Regions from separate parts of the Mus musculus genome. Here region 2 is linked to region 1. The links are chromatin loops, found by intact Hi-C in ENCODE. Cell type or tissue: gastrocnemius. All regions are shown on one strand. Each heading gives the region's core, and the rest is flanking DNA. Links, peaks and the distances in the headings are about the cores only. Region 1 holds the start of Sgk1 (serum/glucocorticoid regulated kinase 1). Region 2 overlaps Sgk1 (serum/glucocorticoid regulated kinase 1).

Region 1 (10,161 bases), core at 1,375-9,374:
CCTGGGCTAGCCAGAGTTACATAGTGATCCCTGTCTCAAAATATAAAATAAATAAATTAAAACACCACTGGCTGAGTTTTACCTCTGGGTTTTTCTTTTGGAAATTGTATTGATTTTGTAACTTTTCATCTGATTACTTTTCTGCAGAAGATCTGATTTACTGAGTAGTTTATGATGGTTTACACACCTGTAATTCCACTACTAAGGAGGCTGAGGCAGGAGGATTGCTTTGAATTTGAGCTACAGTATAAGACCCTGTCTTAGCAAACAAAATGCACACAAACAAGATGTGCCAGTGAGATGGTTCAATGGGCAGTAGCACAAACACACATAAACATACATGCAGTAAACACACACACAAAACACACATAAACATACATGCAGTAAACACACACACAAAACACACATAAACATACATGCAGTAAACACACACACAGAAATATACAGACAGTAAATACACACACACACACACACACACACACACACACACACACACAAATACACAGACAGTAAATACACACATATTTACACACATAAAAACATACGCATAGAAAATACACACAAAAATATACACATGATAAATACACACACATAAATATACACACAGTAAATACACATACATGAGTATATACATAGTAAATACACAAAGATTTAAAAAACAAATCCAATTTGATGAAACGAAAGAATTACAAATTTGAAACAAAAGATAATAAGAGAAATCTTTAGCATGTCCACAAAGAGACATCCAATCCCCAGTGGGTTTTGCTAAGCCATGATTGCATGCATCCCTGTATAATCAAGTTACCTGTGTCAGAGAAGGTTGTAAAATATTTCTTATGACATGATCTATTTGTATGCCTTTCTTCAGTGGGACATCCGTTCCTCAATAAATATTCTCTTATGATCTTCTCTGTTTTCCAGGTGCCATAGGAAAATCACATTCCATTCAAAACTTAAATATATCACATGCTGACACTCTCTAAGTCTGTAAGGAGTTTCTACATTATATTGATGTATGTCTCCTGTCTGATTAAGATCAAAAGGATAGATTTATTGAGAATTTTGCAAACAGGGACAAAGCCCTTCACGTATAATTTACTATTGACAGTTACCTTATGAGGCAGGTGGAAAAGCACTTCATTACCATTATTCTACAGATGAGAAAATGGGTTCAGTAGCTGAGAGAAAGATTGTCACAGTCCGTACAATTCTGGGTATATAATGTGATCAGTACCACACAGCTCCTTTATTTATTATTTGTGTTATAATTTACATAATATTACCAGCAGGGAAACTAGATAAACTATTAAAGAGCAAATGGGAAGCTGGGGGGAGGGGGAGGGAAGTACAGAGCTGTGTGAGCCTGGGGGTTGGGGGGGGATCAGGGAGTACAGTGCTGTGTGAGTCTGGGTGGGGGTGGGGGAGTACAGTGCTGTGTGAGTCTGGGCACCTGAGTGTGGATTCCCAGCCTCCACAAAAAATGCCAGGTACAATGTCATTTGTAGGTAATCTCAGGACTGGAGAGTCAGGGACAGGAGGATGAGGGGTGGGCTCTGCCTAGCCAGTCTAGCTAATTGGTGAGCTTTGGATCCAGTCTGAGATTGTCTTAGGGTTTCTATTGCTGCAATGAAACACCGTGACCAAAAGCAAGTTGGGGAGGAAAGGGTTTATTCGGCCTACACTTCGATATTGCTGCTCATTATTGAAGGAAGTTAAGGACATGAACTCCAAGAGAGCAGGATCCTGGAGTCAGGAGATGATGCCAATACCATGGAGGGATGCTGCTTACTGGCTTGCTTCTTATGACTTGTTCAGCCTGATTTCTTATAGAACTCAGGACCTGAATCAGCCCAGGGATGGCCCCACCCACCATAGGCTGGCCCCTCCCCCCCGTTAACCACTGATTGAGAAAATGCTGGATCTCATGGAGGCATTTCCTCAACTGAGGCTCCTTCCTCTCTGATGACTCAAACGTGTGTCAAATTGACACACAAAACCAGGTGGTACAGGTAAGTGCTCAGCTCCAGAAATTAGGGTGGAGAAGCCAGGTGGTGGAGCACACATTAAATCCTAGCCCTAGAGAGCTCTTTGTCTATACATCAAGTTCCAGGCTAGCCAGGACTATATAGTGAGAACCTGTCGTAGGATAATAACAAAGCAAAGACAACAGTAATAATGTGGACAGAAGCAAAGATAGGCAAGGTACATGCTGGTGGAGTCTGGGGTAGTAACAGAGTTGGGGTGGACATGACCAAAACACGTTGTAGATATGCTTGAAACTGTCAAAGAAAGTATTTTAAATTAAAAAAAAAAATGATAGAGGAGATACATCTGATGTCTACCACCCATGTGTGTGCACACCCATACACGCACAGAAAGGGAGAGGGGAAGAAGATCAAACCAAGTTTTAGGTGTTCTTTGTGACAATCAGATGCTACAAATTAGACATTCAATTAGAAAGGAAGGAAACCAGTATCAGGAGGCTTAAAGGAGATAAGAGGAGAGAGGAGGGCAGCGACTGTTACCAGAGTGCAGCCCAGATGATGGGACTGCAGCCGTGCAGCCCTCTCACATGCTCAGGGGGAGCCAATGATTCCCGCGCAGAGCCCAGGGCCAGGCTCACTGGGCCAGATTATTTGTCTTCTTATTGAATTCATTTGAAAAGACACTGCCTACTGCACTCAGCCACTTCCATAGTGTGTCAGGATCACAAAGTTGAACAAGTAATATTGCGTGGTAAAAAGAGGGAAGTCAACTCACTAATTTAATAAAACCAAGGATTATTTTGCTATAAGAAATAATTGGGCATATTTCCTTCCTGGAGCCTCTTGGCTCTTTCTCAGATAGATAAATCTATATCTATTTGGTTTAAAGAAAGAAGGAAAGAAGGAAGAAAAGAAGGAAGGAAAGAAGGATGGAAGGAAGGGAGGGAGGGAGGGAGGGAGGGAGGAAGGAAGGAGGGAAGGAAGGAAGGAAGGAAGGAAGGAAGGAAGGAAGGAAGGAAGGGAAAAAGAAAATTAAAGAAGAGAACAGAAATAGGGGCTGGTCCAATGACTCAATGGTTTAGAGCACTTCCAAGAACCCAAGTTCACTTCCCATTGCATCTTCAGATACTTACACATATGCACAGACACACAAAACCAACCAACCAACCAAACTAACTAACTAAATAGCTTCCCCCCCACCCACTCTCAGGACACTGTGCCCTCAAGCCTCAAGCAGTTGTCCAGCTGGCCTGTCCCAAGAAAAGCTATGTTGTCATCCCCAGCCTCAAAATGCACAAGGAGCCAGGATGGTATCATCACTGGGCAAAAATTACATCTTTAAAAACAAAAAGCAAAAAACATCCAGGCCTGGTAGTATAGTCACTAATTCCAGCAGCCTAGAAGGTTGAGACAAGAAGATCTCAAATTCAAGTCCTGCCTGCACTACAGAACAAGTTACAAGGCCAGAGACAACCTAGTGAGATACTGCCTCAAAACCAAGAAAGGAAAGGAAGGAGGTGGGAAATATAGCTCAACAGTAAAGGGTTTGTCTAGGATGCATGAAGTATCACATCTGATCTCCAACACTGCAAGACATAACAAAGAGATGCATAAAGATATACGTAAAACAAAAACTACCTTGTACTTCTTTTTAAAGCATTTGTATTGAGGCTACCAAGATAGATACTTAGGAAACAGAGGTGATAGTAGGCCTATGTCTTAGCTGTGAATAGACACTATGACCAAAGCAACTCTTATACGGACAATATTTAATTGGGGCTGACTTACAGGTTCAAAGGTTCAGTTTATTATCATCAAGGCAGGAGCATGGCAGCATCCAGGCAGAAGGAGCTGGGAGTTCTACATCTTCATCTGAAGGCTGCTAGCAGAATACTGGCTTCCAGGCAGCTAGGATGAGAGTCTTAAAGCCCATGCCCACAGTGACACATACTCCAACAAGGCCACACCTACTCGAACAAGGCCACACCTTCTAATAGTGCCACTTCCTGGGCCACACATATACAAACCTACAGCCTATCTGCTAATGGTCTCATTATGACAAGGAAAGTTCAAGAGGAAAGAGAGACCCTGCTGTCCCAAGAGAGCTAACTGTGTCCTGTAAACACTTTATTGTTGTTGTAATGACCAAACTATGGCCCTAAATTATGGATCCCTCTACCTTTTGTCACCTGCCTTTCCTTCCTATCCTGTCACCTGCAAAGGAGAATAGATCTAATGCTTAAGTACATGTGTACATACTTAGTCATGTTCTATTACTGTGAAGAGACACTATGACCAAGGCAAATACTATAAAAGATAATGTTTAATTGGGGGGCTTGCTCATGGTTTCTGAGGGGTGATCATCATGGCAGGGAGAGTGTCAGGTACTGAAGAAGTAACTGAGAGCTTTATAAACTGACATGACTTGAAAGCTGTGGGGGGTCGGGGGATGGGGGAGCAGGCCTGGAATGGGTTTTTGCAATCTCAAAGGCCACCCCTCAGTGACACAAGGCCACACCTCCTAGTCCTTTCCAAACAGTTCACCAACCGGGGGATAAGCATGCAGTTCTATGAGCCTCTGAAAGCCATTCTCATTCAAACCATGATATGTACATTGCTCCTGTGATACAAAGTATGCACCATTGCGCTCATGACCTTGTGTAAAGTCTAGCATAGGCTAGCTATGGCGTCAGCATCTGGAGGTGGCCTTTGGGGGACAGGAAGAATGAATTAGTCTTTAGTTTTGTCTTCGTCTCCTTCCCTTATAGACTCCATGAGACATTTCTCTTCACCTTAGGTCAATGGAGAATCTGCCAAAGCAAGTCTGTGTGGTAGAACAACAGGAAATCCAACTGAGGGCCCCAGAATCACCCGCTTCCCTGGGTTATTTAAAATATATATATTTATCACCCACATTCAATAAATGGCTGTTATAACACTTTGTGAGGAACAGTGAAGAAAGGAACAGGAAAGAGATTGAATGGCTTTCACTGTTTTCTAATGAAACTTACTGAGGTATAATTTTACTGTGCAAAACAAATTCTTTTTCGTTTCATGATGAAGTTTGGTTCTTACTGTAGTCATTACCATAATCCCGATGGGGAACATTTCTTTCATCTTAGAATAATTCTCTTTGAGTTCTCTCTGGTGATTTTAGATGGCCCCTTTAGGAAAATCACGGCCTACTGAAGCTGTAGATTACATAATGTATCCTTGTGTCTTGTACAACTTCATCCATATCTCACCTCATAGAAACTCATACTCTAAAGGAACTCAGGCACCTCTTCCCCAGTTAATCCACGTTTCCCATATAAATGGTGTAACAATGTGGGTTTTGTTGTTGTTATTGTTCTGTTTGGGTGTTGTTTCTGGCTAGGATCCCATGAATTCTAGTCTGGCCTCAAACTCTGAGGATAAGCTTGCATTTCTGATCCTCCTACCTTTAACCTCCCAACTGCAGGGGTTCTAATCCCATGTTGCCACAGTGTCTGTCGCTGTTTTGTTTTTTCTTTTGTTTGTTTGCTTGTTTTGTGGTCCTGAGGATTAAACTCATGGTTTCATGCAAGCACTCAATCAACAATTATTTTTAAGGATAGTTCTAGTGTATTTCCTACCAGTGAACGCTTACTGGTTTTGGATTTGAATGCTATATTTGAATAGAATGAGATGTCAAACAAGTGATTGAGTGGCTGAATTAATGAATGAGTGAATGAATGAGTGAGTGAGTGAGTGATCGTGTATGTCTATCTCATAGACCAAAGTACAGCCGGAGGTGAAGTAGCTGATCAAAACCACATGCTAACAGGGACCCCAAACCTTTTTGCTATAAATCCTATTTAAAAAACAAAACAAAACTCATAAAATATCAGCATCAAAGAGCACAAGTGGAAACGAGCTACGCATAATTAAATGTTTTTGTTAAATGAATTCACTTTGCAGAGGTTCAGGATAAGTTGGGGCATGTAAAAAGACTCGTCCTTGCTTCCTGTGACTCCCTTAGCATTGAATGGATTCAGCACGAATTTTTGGTGAAGGTCTGGGCAAGGTTCTGCCTATTGGTTTTGCACACTTTGTTTCTGTTCATTGATTTTCTCTTACTGCCGGCTTCTCTGTTGAAAAGGGTGGGCTTACCTCCCCAGTTGTTCCTTCTAATGTCACAGCGGAAGGAAGGGCATCCGAGGACCCTACAGAGTAAGAGACCATTCACTGCTACACATGTGTAGGCACATTATTTTATTTTTCAAGGTTTCATAGGGCAGGAACACGTTTGATGCCCCCCACCCCCTGCCTCCGGGGCTTGGTATCAGAACCGGAATCTGAAGAACTTCATTGAGAATTACATTATTGGGTCTGCATTTTACTCTGGTTACCACATTGTTGCAAAGAAAAACCAATTCAAAGAACCCTCCCAAGGGAATCCGTTGTTCTGTGTTTTCTGTGTCTCCTGACCATCCTCTGATCTTACTCACATATGCATGCATGCATCCTTGCTCCTTCCTGCCTTGCTTTCTCTTTCCATTTACCTTTCTGAGGAGGCTCTCTCCCTTCCTCCTTCCCTCCCTCCGGCTTCAGCTCTTTCTTACTCCTTCCCCCAGCTGCTTAACTACAGCTCCCACTGGAACCTACACAATCAAAAACAGCTCTCCTCCAGCAGCCTCCAGCAGCGCATCACCTGGAGCAGAGCGAGTCGCTCGCTCCCCGCTCAGCCCGGGAGCAGCTCGGTAGCTGGGGGCGGGGACGGTACCCTGCTCTCGCCTGAGCGCCCGCCAGAGCATCTCTGGATAGATTTGCTGTATCCCGCCATCCGGCCCCGGGGTCCTGTTGTGGTGATGCTTACGTTTCAAAGCAATGATGGAAAGAGAAAAGCCATTGCCAGTGGCCTCTGAAAGTGGGGCGAGTTACTGCAGTCGCTGCCGCAGCAGGATGAGCGAGTGAAAAACTGAGCCCCGTTAGCCTCTCCATCCCGTTCGGTCTTCATTCACCGTCTCCAGGAAGGCGGATCGGGATACAGATGCAGTAAACCAAGCCGGTGCCACCCTGGATCTATAACTGTGAAGTCCCTTCTGTGGAAGATGGTAAACAAAGACATGAATGGATTCCCGGTCAAGAAATGCTCAGCGTTCCAATTTTTTAAGAAACGGGTAAGCCCAGGTTGTGGTTGTTGCTTTTGTTTTCTACGCTGCTTCTCTCAAATGCTTTTGGAGGCTTGCCTAGGGTAAGCCTCGGGTTTTGTTACTGAGCCCTTCGTGAAAGCAGAGCTTCTGGTGTCAGTGGTCAAGGTGAGCGCTGGCCCTGCTGAGATTCATATTTGTTGGGGGGTGGGTAGGGGAGATGTTGATGGAAAGGGGGGGCTCAGAGGAGTTGCATTGGAAGAAGGGGGTTGGGCCGAGATGCCTTCAAATGGGTTTAAGATGGGAACTGAGATTTCTCAATCAAAGCCATGCCCAGGATTACAAGGCAGTTTCAAAGACAGCTGGCCCGAGTGCAGTTAATAAGAAGCAATTTAGTCTGGGCTAATTAAGTAGCTCTCTCGCTCTTATCTTTGAAGGGTTCAACTTTGCCACACCTTCCCTCCGTCTCAAGGGCTGCTGCATTTTCGTCTTCAATTGTTAGAAGCAGCTTTGGCTCCTCAAATCCATTCTGCCACTATCTCTATCTTTGGGGTAAACAGGAAAGGACCAGAGTGACCTTTGACAGAAATGATGGACTCCCAACATCTCAAACCCTCTATTTCAAGTTGCCTCAATTTTGCCTAGCACACGTGCCCTTACCAAAAGAATAAGGGATAGCCTGTTTTATAGCCCAAACTATGATTGGGGGGGGGGGCGTGCGGGGAGGGTTCTGCTGCTATGTACATTTGCTGTATACATTTGTTTAAATTCCTTTCATTCATAATGTTAGTAATGTCATAGGGCTGTAAATGAATAGACCTTTCTCTGTTTCACAGATAAACTCAGTTCATTGCAATGGCCACACTGGAGGTCTGTGGCTCTGCAAATTTATACATGAGTGGGGACTCAGAAATGAGTGGTTGTTGGAAGACTGATCATTGACATCCTTATGGGGAGTGTCTCTTAAGCAATAGGAGGCTCCTGTAGCCCCAGTTGTGCCGTCCTATTTAGTGCCCGGGGCGGTCCTATCCAGCTGCTTCCTTCCATTCATTCACCCTTCCCTTCATTCAGGCCGCGTCTGTGTGTGCCGAAAAGGCAACAGAACGTAATGAATTACAGGCTGGGCTGGACGGCCTCCTAGCACTGAAGGGTCAAGCTGGAAAGGCAGGTCTGCAAACCAGCAGTCTGCAAGCGCCAGCAGGAGCTCTCTCACATCCTGGCTTAGAGATCCCCAAATCTATGGCCAAATGCAAACGATACGCACTAAATCTGAGTAACGCTAACTCCTGCAGCCAGTGTCAGTTGAGAGGTCTTTCCCCAGTAGAGTCTGCAAGTCAGCCCAGCTTCTTGGTCCTCCCGCACTACTAAGGTCTCCCCTGTAGTCAAAAGATACTTTTCCAAGGGAAGCACCCTTTTATTTAGTCCTTAAATTCTTTACTTCCTTCTAACTAACTAGCCAAAGTTTGCTGTTTTTTTTTTTTTTTTTTTTTTTTTTCTCTAGCTACATTGACCAAGCTGTCTTGAATGCCTGGGCTGAAATGATCCTCCTGCCTCAGTTTCTTGTGTATTGGAACTATAGGTTTAGGCTTATGAGCTTATGCCTATCTTAACTAATTTATTTGGTGCTATTAAGGGTATTTTGTTTTACAGTGCTGGGCCTCAAGCATGCAAGTCACCCCTCCCCCACAAGCCCCATCCCCAAACAGTGAACTACGTTCACAGTCCCTGGGGAGTTTAGAACCCTTTCAGCTATATATTGTCAGTCAACCAAGTGTCAGTTACATACTGTTTATTTATTATAATAGTTTCTTATTTTCTTTGCCATCAAAATATACTACTAGAAATCCCAGCTTGACATCTGGTTGCATTTTGCTTACGAGCATAATTTACCAGTGTGTTTCAGCCAGTGTTTCTGCAGACCTTGGGTTTTGGAAAGAGTGAGACAGGGTACAGATGTCTTCTCAAAAACTGCAGGGAGAAAGAGATTTACACCATGAGGTCCAGCAGGCCATTTCACTGGGTTCAGTCTGCTGGAGATTGGGTCTGACATCTCCCTGCCCCCCCTCTGCTCTCCTTGCCCCTCAAGGACAGTAGAATGTGACATGTGTCACGTCATTGACAGCCCTGGGGAGAAATTCCTTGATTCCTGTCTACTTTGTTTTATTACACATCCGATTTATTCTGTATTCTAAATGCTCTCTGCTTGTACTCTGACCTTGCCTTGGCTTTTTCTAGTTTGGGTGTTTTTGTTTGACTGATTTGAGACGGGGTCTCTTTCTTCTAAACCCGATTAGCTTCCAACAGCTCATGGCGTAGCTGAGGCTGACCTTGAACTCCTGATCATTGAGGGCCTGTGACTCCTAGGTGCTGGGATCCCAGCCATGCTCCAGCATACATGGTTTTAAATGTATTATTATTGTTATTACACAGGTAATAGGAAAATAAATGTGTACAGTTAGAAGACAGTAGAGAAGTTTAGCTCACCTTTTCTGGAACTCTTCCTTCCCTCCTCATGTTGTCATGGATGCTAATACTTTGCTGAACTGCTCTATGTGCCTTACATACAAATTCATATTCTATAATGTCTTTGTTTTTGGCCAAGAATAATCCATTTCCTTATGTTCTATTGAAGTTCCACACATTTCTGCATATCTTAGTTTTAGCCCAGCTAGACAGTCCTACAAAGTAAACCTTTGTCTAATGCCCACATTGAGCTGTGAACAGAACTGGATTCTGGGGAGGTGGGGAGGGCTGTGCACACACACTCACCAAAGAAACAACTGAGTCCTGAACACAATTTTTTGATTGTAAAACACTAAAAGACGGCTTCCTACATTTCTCAGCTATCCAGAGGGAATCCAGTGAGCCACCAGAAGGGACTATAGCTAATGTGCTCCCATGGTGGCCCACCAGGAGCCGTATTCATTCTGACTGTGTTTTAAATCTCATGGACCAAGCAGTTTCTGCAGATTATTTCATTTATTCCTCATAGCAACCCAACAAAAGAAAAATGATTCTCTGTGCAAAGTGTAATGTAGAGAGACTGAACAATTAATTGGTTAATG
Region 2 (10,161 bases), core at 1,285-9,284, 100 kb after region 1:
TCCTGCCACTATCTACCCCCTGGGTGATTTCATTTCTTCCACTAGCAAGAACGGAACTGTAATAATAGACTGTGAGCAATGCATGTATTCAAGGAGGTAATGCAACAGAGTTAATGGTGCAACATGTTCTTAGTGGGCAGTGTGTATGTGTGGAGGAAGAATTGTGCTTTTATAGGACAGTTCCCACATTTCCCTTTGCTGTGAGCAAAAGAGCCCTATACTTTGCTTTATTGATGCTTTCACTATGTTGTTCCTTACTGGACCTTTAGTGGGGTTTTTCTCTTGAAATTTAAAGTTTCATCATTTATTGAGCCTTATTATCTAGGGCTCCAAACACAAGAGTGACAAGGATCCTGGAGACACAGACAGGCACACTGTGACACATGCTGTGGGACCCAAGTCCTGCAGCCGGAGATCACACTAGGTGTTGCCTGTTCATTTAGATAAAATAGCTCACTTTGTTTTTTTGTTTTGGCTTTTAATGTTTAAGCTGTTAAACAAGGAATTGACAGGGGAAGGTTGTAAACTCAGATTCTAGGTTTTCCTTTGGACTGAAGCAACCTCTCCCACATTATTCCTTGCATGTGGAACCCCATATTCTTCCGTGTACTCTTGGCTACCAGAACCAGAAAGACAGGAACACATTTTTCTTGACTTTTTAGCATCCTTAATAGGGAGTGTTGGGTTCTGGGCTAGGTGTGGTGGTAAGGCCATGTTTTCCTAGCGCTAAGAAGTCAGAGGCAGCATGACTGGCATTCAGAGCCATTTTAACCTATACAGTGGGCTTAAGGCCAGCCTGTGCTATGTGAGACCCCATCTCAAAAACAAACAAACAAACAAACAAACAAACAAACAAACGCTGGGAAAACCAGTGGAATTCTAAAGCCAGGATTTGGAATGCAGGAAAGAACTTTGCTCTATCTCAGCAAGGCATGCGCAGTTCTAGACAGAGGACAGGGTACTTGCTCCAGGGTCCGGTGAGTGTCCTTTCAGACGCCTCTGCTGGAAGGTGCTGAGAGTCAAGCTTATGCAGCATTTGAGTTGTTTGACATTAAATCCCAGCCTCATGACTACCCCACTGCCAGATGCATGTGTGACTACAGAACCAATTTAGCTACTCACAGAGGAGCCCCCTCACGTTCCCTCAGATTGAGTAAACCAAGGGGTCAGCCTTCGGTGGCTTTACAAATGGAGCAAGATCTGTTCTGCCTTTGTGGGGCTCAGGAATGTATCTTCCCTTTTCCTCTTCCTAAACTTACTTGTTATTTCTGCTGTTTGACTGGGGGATGAACTGACAGTATTCTACAATGGCTGTGTTGTCTGGTTCCCAAAATTCACTGAAAATGTTTTTATACAGTACAGGTATTATTCTACTTACAACGAAGGGTCATCCCAATAAAACACACAGCATATTGTCAGGAAGCACTTAGCGCACACAACCTACCATACATTATTATTTGGTTTGCCTGCTCTACCAATATTTATGTTAGCCTACAGTAACTATCACGAGGAACAATCTGTCTATACATTGCTGGCCAGGAAAACATCACGTTTTTTTTTTTTTATAAAATGTAATTTCTATTGAAGACATATCAATCTATCACAATCATGTCAAAATACTCCAATCATGACGTGTGTTCACAGATGACTCAGTGGGTAAAAGGTGCCTGCCACCAACCAGAGTCCCAGCCTCAGGACCCAGATGGTGAAAGGAGAAAACCAAGTTCCTCAGGTTGTCCTCAGAGTTCCACATTCACACTGTGACACGCACATGCACACACACACATACACACACACACACACACACACACACACACACACACACACACACACACAGGAAATCTAACAAAACAAGTAATATGTAAACAAAACCACTGAAATGCTTTTTTAAAAACTTGTAAGTTGAACAATTATAAGTCAGTGACGATCTTCTTGCGCCTGCCTGATTTGCTCAAATAATTCACTTCACACCTAAGAGCTTTGATGTTTCAAAGTCTCTTTCTGTCTGTCTGTCCGCCAGTCTGTTTGAAACAGTTTGTCTACATAGCTGGCCATGAATTTGCCTGGCTTGAAAGTCATTTCGTAGGACCGGGCTGACCTTGAACTTTTGAAGCTCGGCCTGCCTTGCCTTTATCTCCGCCTCTTCCTCTGCCTCTGCTGCTGCCTCCGGTGTGTCAGGAGGACAGACACTTGGTTTTCATAGTTTTTTCTTACTCCCAGAATTATATCAGGAAAATTTGTATGACGGCTATTCTTGGTTACCAGCTTGACTACATCTGGAAATGGAGGGCACATCTGTGAGGAATTTTTGCTTAATTTGGAGTAGGAAGGCCTACTTTTAATCCATATCTTGAGGCAGGAAGGCACACCGTTTACCAGACATTCAGCCTCGCATGGATAAGCAACTCCTGGATTTTTGGATTTTCCGCTCACAGTCGACTTTGGTTGAATTATCTGGACTGCAGCCTGTAAGTCATTCTAATGAATCCCTTTCTATAGCTATCGATTCTTTCTAGAAGTTCTGTTACTCCAGAGCAGTGACCCTAACAGCCCCTCATGGTAGTGACTCGCCACTATAAAATTATTTTTGTTGCTGCTTTTTAACTGTTATGAATCATAATAAAAATATCTGATCTGTAGGATATCTGGCATGTGACTCCCAAAGGGGTGGGAAACTGCTGTTCTGAAGAAACCTGAAGAGTATATGTTGTCATTTTAAAATGTGAGATAAATAGATTGATGGCAATTCATGTTTTAGGAAAGTTATCTTTCTCATTTTTCAACAAATGTCCCTCATTTTTATTATCTTATGTCAAACTGCATCAAGAATATCTAGTGATGTTAGTTGCGGCTAAGGTTAAAATGTTCTACTGTGCTGGGGTGCAGTTCAGTTGGTGGTGACTGTAACCTGCATCCACAAAGCCCTGGGCTCCATTCCCAGGACCACATAAGCCAGCCCTTGGGAGGTGGAGACAAGGGGTCAGAAGCTCAAGGGCACCCCCAGCTACACACAGTTAAAGGTCAACCTGCCACCAAATGATGACCGAGGCCAGCCTATGATCTTATTTTTAAGGTCTTATACATGTGATTAATTTGCTGAAATACCAAACCTCTGGTAGTTTTCTTTATTCTTACGAAAGACATTTTATAACGTCTAATACAGATTGTTGAGAGAGAAGCTTTCAACAAGTTAAATTTGGATTTACTCAAGCAGAGAATTCTTTCCCCTCCCCTCCCCCCAAGATATGGTTTCTTTGTGTAGCCATGGCTGTCCTTGAACTCTCTAGACTGGGCTGGCCTCAAACTCAGAGATTCACCTGCTCCAGGTCAAGCAAAGGGTTCTAAGTTTATCCAGGCCTCAGAATCAAAGGAGACGCAGGACCAGGAATGGTGGGCAAGCAATAAACTCAGTATTTGGGAAGTAAGGAAAGAAAGTCATAAGTTCAAGGCCACCCTGTGCTATATAGTGGAAGCAGGTCTCAAAGAAACAAAATGACAAGCTATAATAGAAAAGAGATTGCTCTGTGGCATTGGTGGCACCTACATTTATCTCTGTTTTTAGGAGGCAGAGATAGTTTAAGGTCAGCCTTATCTACAGAAAGAGTTCCAGGACAGTCAGAACTACACAGAGGAATCCAGTCTCAAAGGACAGAGCTATCTTGGGCAAAAGGAACATTTGAGTAAAAAGTATTTTAATACAAAACATGTGCACCACATGTCTATTAATATATTTGTACCAACATATGCACATAAACACATTATAAACGCGAATATATAAGGAAATATAAGAAAAGGTTTAATGACCGGGTGTGGTAGCGCACGCCTTTAATCCCAGCTCTTGGGAAGCAGAGGCAGGCAGATTTCTGAATGCAAGGCCAGCCTGGTCTACAGAGAGAGTTCCAAGACAGCCAGGGCTACACAGAGAAACCCTGTCTCAAAAATTAAAAAAAAAAAAAAAGAAAGAAAGAAAGAAAGAAAGAAAGAAAGGAAAAGATTTAATGAAGCTTTTTTTTTTTTTTTTGAGTTTTGGTCTTAACAACAGGGCTATTTTTTTGTTAGATAAAATACAGGTTTTGAGACAAGATATTATATATTCCAGGCTGGCTTAGAATTTACTATGTGGCTGTGGGTAACTACGAATTCTTGGTCCTTCTGCTCTCGCCTCCAAAGTGTTGGAATCACAAGCATATAATGAGACATGTGGCAGAATATACTTTGGACACTTACAAAGCTATTTTGTAACTTTAAAACTGTACATAGTAAAAATAGCCTATAACCAGTAGGTAGCTATCCCAGGAATGAAAATGGTTCACTGAAAGGCAGGTGAGGACAGGGCTTCTCTCTTTAGTTTGTTTGTTTACAGGGTCTCTGTAGCTATGGCAGTCCTAGATCTCACTCTGTAAACCAGGGTAGCCTTGAACTCAGATCTACCTGCTTCTGGCTTCCAAGAACTGGAATTTAAGGCATGCGTCACCACGCCCAGCTGTGGAGTTAGCTTCTTAAGGGAATGGGTGGAGAGGGAGGTGTGTAAGTGGAGGAAACAAATGAGAATAGAATTAGATGTTAGGGTAGAGTTCATCCAAAACCAAACAAAATGGTCCTGATTCAAACTCTGGTTTTTATGGTGTAGACTGACAGAAAAGAGAGAATACAAGGAGACTTCGGAGAAGGTTGTCACAGGGTGGCCTGGGGGTGTTGAATGGCATCCAAGATCCATGTGGAAATGCACGGCAGTCAGCCGTTTCTGCTGATTAGAGTTTTGTTTTGTTAGAGGAGAATTATATGGTAGTAGCTAGGTTGCACTGCCCTCATGGGCATTAAATGGCATACGTTGGCTTCTCAAACTCTTCCCCTACCCACTCTCACCTGTGTTTCCCATCATCCCTTGTGGTTAGTGAAATGGCCATGAGGACAGTAGAGCGAGTGCTTCACTCAGCCTACTGATGTGTCCTAATGCTGACCGAACTGGAAACCCTGCTCGATCTCCTTTACTGCTTCAGTGATGTCAAAGCTGTGACATTAGCTCGAATGTACACAGAGGTGTTTGGGAAAAAGGACAATTCAAACTGAGAAGTAATCTTGACAGTAAACCTAGGCTGTAGATTGCTCTCATGGTGTCCTAGTGTCTGCTGATGCATCTTGAGTATGTTTAAGGTATGGTGGGCCCAGCAGAGGCGTTCATAGGGCAGTTGTGTTAAATAGCTTTGTGTTTCATTTTGTTCTGTTGAAATAGGATCTCACTGCTATCCTGTGCTGTCCTGAAACTCCAGATCCTTAGGCCTTACCTTCCACCACAGCACATGTACACACACACACACACACACACACACACACACACACAAAAGTGTTATTTTCAACTTGTTTTTAAACGTGAACTGGGTTTACTGGCTCAAAACGGGGCTTTTAGCATTAGAAGCACCCAGATCTCTGCTTTCTGATTCCGTCATTTCTATATCATATCGCACAGTGATATCTTTTGAAGCTGCAGGTAAGAAGAGTGAACTGTTTTTCAGTCACGGGAACTGGGTTAGAATTGCATAAAGACTGTTGCGTATTAATAGGTTTTCTCCATTGAAGGACATGCCAACTCAAACAAAATTGAAAGTAAAAGGGTGCAGATTTATTTGGGGGCAGCTCTCAGGAGGATTCCCTGATTCCAAGGAGTGGGGCCAGGGAAACTGCCAATTGGCATGCCAAGATAGAGAGATAGAGATGGATTTAGGTAAAGGTACAGAGGTAGGTATTGATATATCATGCAAAATATCTGGATTATAAAGGGAAGAGCCTTTGGGGAGGGGGAGGCTTAGCCTCTGGGGTAGAAAGTTCTGGGTAGAGGGTGGGGTGTGCCAGGCACACCTTAGAATTTAAAGTCAAGGTCTACTTTGATATGTTAAATAGGAACATAGGCTGCTTGTCCAGGGTCTGAAACCCACCTTGCAACCATTGCAAGCTATTATAATGGAAAATCAGACAAGAAGTGTGTAAAGCTCAGTGGCTAAGAGCACTGGCTGCCCTTCCAGAGGATGTGGGTTTGGGTCCTAGCACCCACACGGTGGCTCATAACCATCCAGTTCCAGGAGATTTGACACCTGGCTTCCTTGGGCCCCAAGCATGTACACGGCTCACAGACAAAACACCCACATGCTAAAAACTAAATCTTAAAAATGAGAAAAATTCCACAAGACCTTTACAAATGACTCGAATTATAATTACCAACAGCCTTATGAGAACATACTAATTCTACAATGACCAACTCAGCTGCCTCTCTGGTGGCTGTGGCTCGAGGAAGAGCTGTCCCTGCCCCTCACCTGGGCAAAGCAAGGGGCTTGGGTGAGGGAGAACTGGAGGGCTGACCAACTCAGGTCCCACTCAGGTCCAGAGCTAGGGCCCACCTGGGAGAGTCGGCCCACTCCAGCATCTATCCTGTCTACTATGAACTGCTTGAGCACATGAAGGGGCTAGCCTGGCAGAGCCAAAGCTACAGGGTCTCAGAGACACAGGGCAACAGCGGGATAGCCGAGAGGAGTCCTGATTAAGTCATAAGTCATAAGCCTTGCACCTTGAACTTGCAATGAATATTTGTAAGAAAAGCTGTTTGGACAAAAAAGCATACTAATGCAATGTTCTGTGACACACTGCAGCTTTTACAGCGAGATGCTTTTATTATTTTTGTTTTGTTTTGTTTTGTTTTGTTTTGTTTTGTTTTGTTTTGTGACAGGGTTTCTCTATGTAGCCCTGGCTGTCCTGAAACTCACTTTGTAGACCAGGCTGGTTTCAAACTCAGAGATCCACCAGTCTTTGCCTTCTGAGTGCTGGGATTAAATGCTGTGCCATCACTGCCCATCTATAATGCTATTTTTAAAAGAGACAGAAAGGAAAAATAGTCCAGAGGACCGTATAGTGTCCATTTCAAACTTTTAGAAACCTGTAATCTCCAAAAATGCAAAAATTTAAGAACATAGGATTAGGGGGATGGAGGCAGGAGACAGAAGAACATCGGGTAGGAGTTATGTAAAAGCTGTTTGTTGTGTCCATTTCTGCCCTTTGTTATTTATCGTCATGATAAAAACAAGGCCAGGTGTGAGGCTGTGTGCTTCTAATCCCAGCGATCAGATGGCATAGGTAGAAAGGTGAGTTTAAGGCGACCTCAGCTACATGGATGAATTCTGGGCTTGCTTATGCTGGATGGCAGCCTGTCTTAAAAATGAAATCAACCCAAAATTTGAAAACGCAGATATTTAAGCCCTTATGCAGATGTGCTCTTATGCGGAGTTATGCTGTGAAACTTCAGCACAGAAATTCTGAACATACATTTTTTTAATATAAAGGTAAAAACAACAGTTTGCCTTCAGGATCTCTTTCATAATAAATAATTCCCATCAAAATTTGTCTTAGCATTTGTAACCAAGAAGGAAAGATAAGTAGGAGAAATGTGGCAAGCTATGGAGAGAATAGGTTTATTCATAGATTCCTCCAGTGTTTATTGGGCATCACTTACTGCAAGGCATGCGAAGGTGGGAGAAGATAATCCCACTCTTCCTGTTTCAAAATCCTAGAAAATTGTAAACATCTACAGACTCCTAAACTCCCTGGTGAGCAAGGCTTATTGGTAACCCCCAGATTGGGGATGCATTTCAAAACTTAAAAAAAAAAAACTCCAGAGGGAAATGGGCAGCTCTACCTGTCTCCTGCAACTGTAGGGCAGCCAATTCCAGGAGCACTAATGAATATTTCCTACAAAGGATGAAGGAGCCACAGCCTTTCAGAGCTTTTTTTGTTGTGGGAGAAGTAAGTTGATGTGCCCTGGCATCCCTAGAGCTGTGGTTTTCATGTTTCAACATGGTGATAATTCTTTTCAAGGTTCAAAACTGGTGTGAGATGACATTTGATGTGTTCAAACCCATTGGTTGAATGGATAGACAGTCTCAATGCATAGACAGACATCGGAATAATCTTTTTCATTTTTAAGTTTTGCTTGATAAATGGTGCAATGCTCATCTTGCACAGACTTGCAAAGAATGTTGAAAATTACTGGCCACAGAGTGGGATGAAACCTGTATCAAACCTAGCAGGAAAAGTTATGGAAATACTCAACTGTACCCTCTACCGTATGCAGAAGAATGGAGATGTTCAAGTTTCAGGATACAACATCTAAGGTTTTTAATTGCTTGGTATGAAAGAAACCAGGGCTATACTGCATTTTCGTATCTCTGTGATACAAAGCCTGTGTGTGTAGTGGTATCATGTTACTGACTGATACTGTCATGCATGCATATATGACTGCAAATGGATAAATTCCCCACAGCACTATATCCTGAAAGACAGTAGTAGTGAAGAGACCTCTTCTTAGTGGGCAGAACTTTAGAAAGTGGATTTGGATACACACACTGATTGCAAGCAAGAGGGCCCCAAGAGTTCCTGCATATCAATGCTTGGGCTGTGGCCACTGGTTCAGTGAATGGTCAGAGACGTGGAAGGAACATGGTTGGAAAAAGAGTGACAAGGACACGTGGGGAAGAGGTGTATGGGCTAAGCCTCTCTGAGTTTGCAAAGGACAAGAAGACATTTTCATGTCCCTCGTGAATGATAACCAGCGAGTGGTCTCAGCAGGGAAGGCCTTTAAAACTTAAATGGGTTGACGGTATGCACCCATAGTCTCAGCACTTGGAACATGGAGGTAGTAGGATCAGAAGTTCAAGGCCAGGTAGGGCTACAGGGTCTCAAAAAACAAACAAACAAAAAGTTTCAGAGGCTGAGTCCATTATCAACTATCACGGCAGGGACCATAGCAGCAGGCAGGCAAGCATGGTAACTGGAGCAGTAGCTGAGAGCTTGTATTGGAGGGGAGTGGGTTCATCTCCACCACCCAACTGGACAATAAGGGACAGAGTATTCAACTACGTGAACCTAAGTGGACAGTTCTTACTAAAACCACCAAGAAATCCTAGAGTGAGTTAACATACGTTTCTACTCACCAAAGCCCCCGACTTTACTCACTAAGTTTATGCTAACAGTGTCAGCCAATTGAATCCCCAATGTGGCACCATTTCCCAAAGTCACATTTCCCAACAAGCTGATTCTGTTTTGTCACTCTGAGCATATATAAGGTCACATTTTGTCTTAGTTGGAGCAGACATTCTGGATGTAAAGTGCCTTTCGCACATTCTTCTGCTGAGGCTCCAGTATGACACATTCCACCCTTACCCACTGTCCTGCTCATCTGACCAAGATCAGATGCGACTTCATCACAACTGAAGAACCACAGCAATGAGCCTGATCTTGTGGAATCTATCGGCCTTCCCATGTGTAGTGGCTATTCCTGGTTGTCAACTTGACTATATTTGGGATGAACTACAATCCAGAATTGGAAGGCTCACCAGTGACCCTTATCTGGAGGCTTGGAGATAGAAGATTCTGATCTGGATCTTGGTATGGAGATCTTGAAGCATAGTGGCTATGGATTCCAGAAGATTAAATCTCCGAGTTCAAGGTCATCCGGGATTAAAGGTGTGGTGGAACACAATTTTAATATGGGCTACACCTTCTGCTGGAGACAATATAAGGACATTGGAAGAAGGGAGTCTAGCTCTTGCTCCTTCGCCTGCTTGCCGTGTGAGACTGAGTAACTGCTAGATCCTTGAACTTCCATTCACAGCTGCGACTGAACCATTGTTGGGAATTGGGCTGCCGACTGTAAGTCATCAATAAATTCTTTTACTATATAGAGACTGTCCATAAGTTCTGCGACTCTAGAGAACCCTGACTAATACACCATGGTTCCCAGAACCTGAGGCAGATGACTAAGTGAGGAAACACTATTTATAAGGGCTGTACTCAGCAGACTGGGTGGGGCAAGGTTCATCAGAAGGCTGTATATGGTGGCTAAGAAGGTAGACCCCACAGGCTCATGTTCCAATGCTTGGTCCCCTGTTACTGGAAGTGTTTAGGAAGGATTAGAATGTGTGGCCTTCTTGGAGATATGTGACTTTGGGTGAGTTTAAGGTTTCAAAAACCCAGGCTAGGCCCATGGTGTTGCCTCTGTCTCTCTCTCCTCTCCCTCTTTCCCTCTCTACCTGATCCCTGTAAAGCTTGCAGCTACTATCTCAGTGTCATGTCTGCCTGCCTGCTTCCTGACATAATGACCATAGCCTAGCCCTTTGA

What was found. A loop is a pair of places that touch in the nucleus more often than their neighbours do. Peaks named below come from ENCODE experiments on the same cell type or tissue, not always from the same donor. Only the 100,000 strongest peaks of a DNase experiment are listed, where the experiment ranks them.
Region 2: it touches region 1 in a loop (2.4-fold over the local background); 7 of 42 quality-filtered maps call a loop at or near these places.

Annotation. Positions count from the first base shown.
Region 1 is chr10:21,875,582-21,885,742 of GRCm38, forward strand. It overlaps Sgk1 (serum/glucocorticoid regulated kinase 1), which reads left to right and starts at 6,603. Exons shown (of 14, transcript NM_001161845.2): 1 at 6,603-7,126. The coding sequence starts at 7,058. Gm46215 (a long non-coding RNA gene) reads right to left here and starts at 6,697. Exons shown (of 3, transcript XR_001779732.1): 1 at 6,612-6,697; 2 at 6,117-6,169. It overlaps Gm23839 (a small nucleolar RNA gene), which reads right to left and starts at 3,311; the gene lies at 3,203-3,311. In gastrocnemius, for the core only: no CTCF peak of the experiment used is centred there; DNase peaks (open chromatin) are centred at 6,292, 6,743, 7,243, 8,204 and 1 more place; H3K4me3 peaks cover 1,148 bases.
Region 2 is chr10:21,976,515-21,986,675 of GRCm38, forward strand. All of the region lies in intron 3 of Sgk1 (serum/glucocorticoid regulated kinase 1), which reads left to right. Among named protein-coding and RNA genes, the nearest start is that of Gm34267, 77 kb to the right of the region's middle. In gastrocnemius, for the core only: no CTCF peak of the experiment used is centred there; a DNase peak (open chromatin) is centred at 4,711.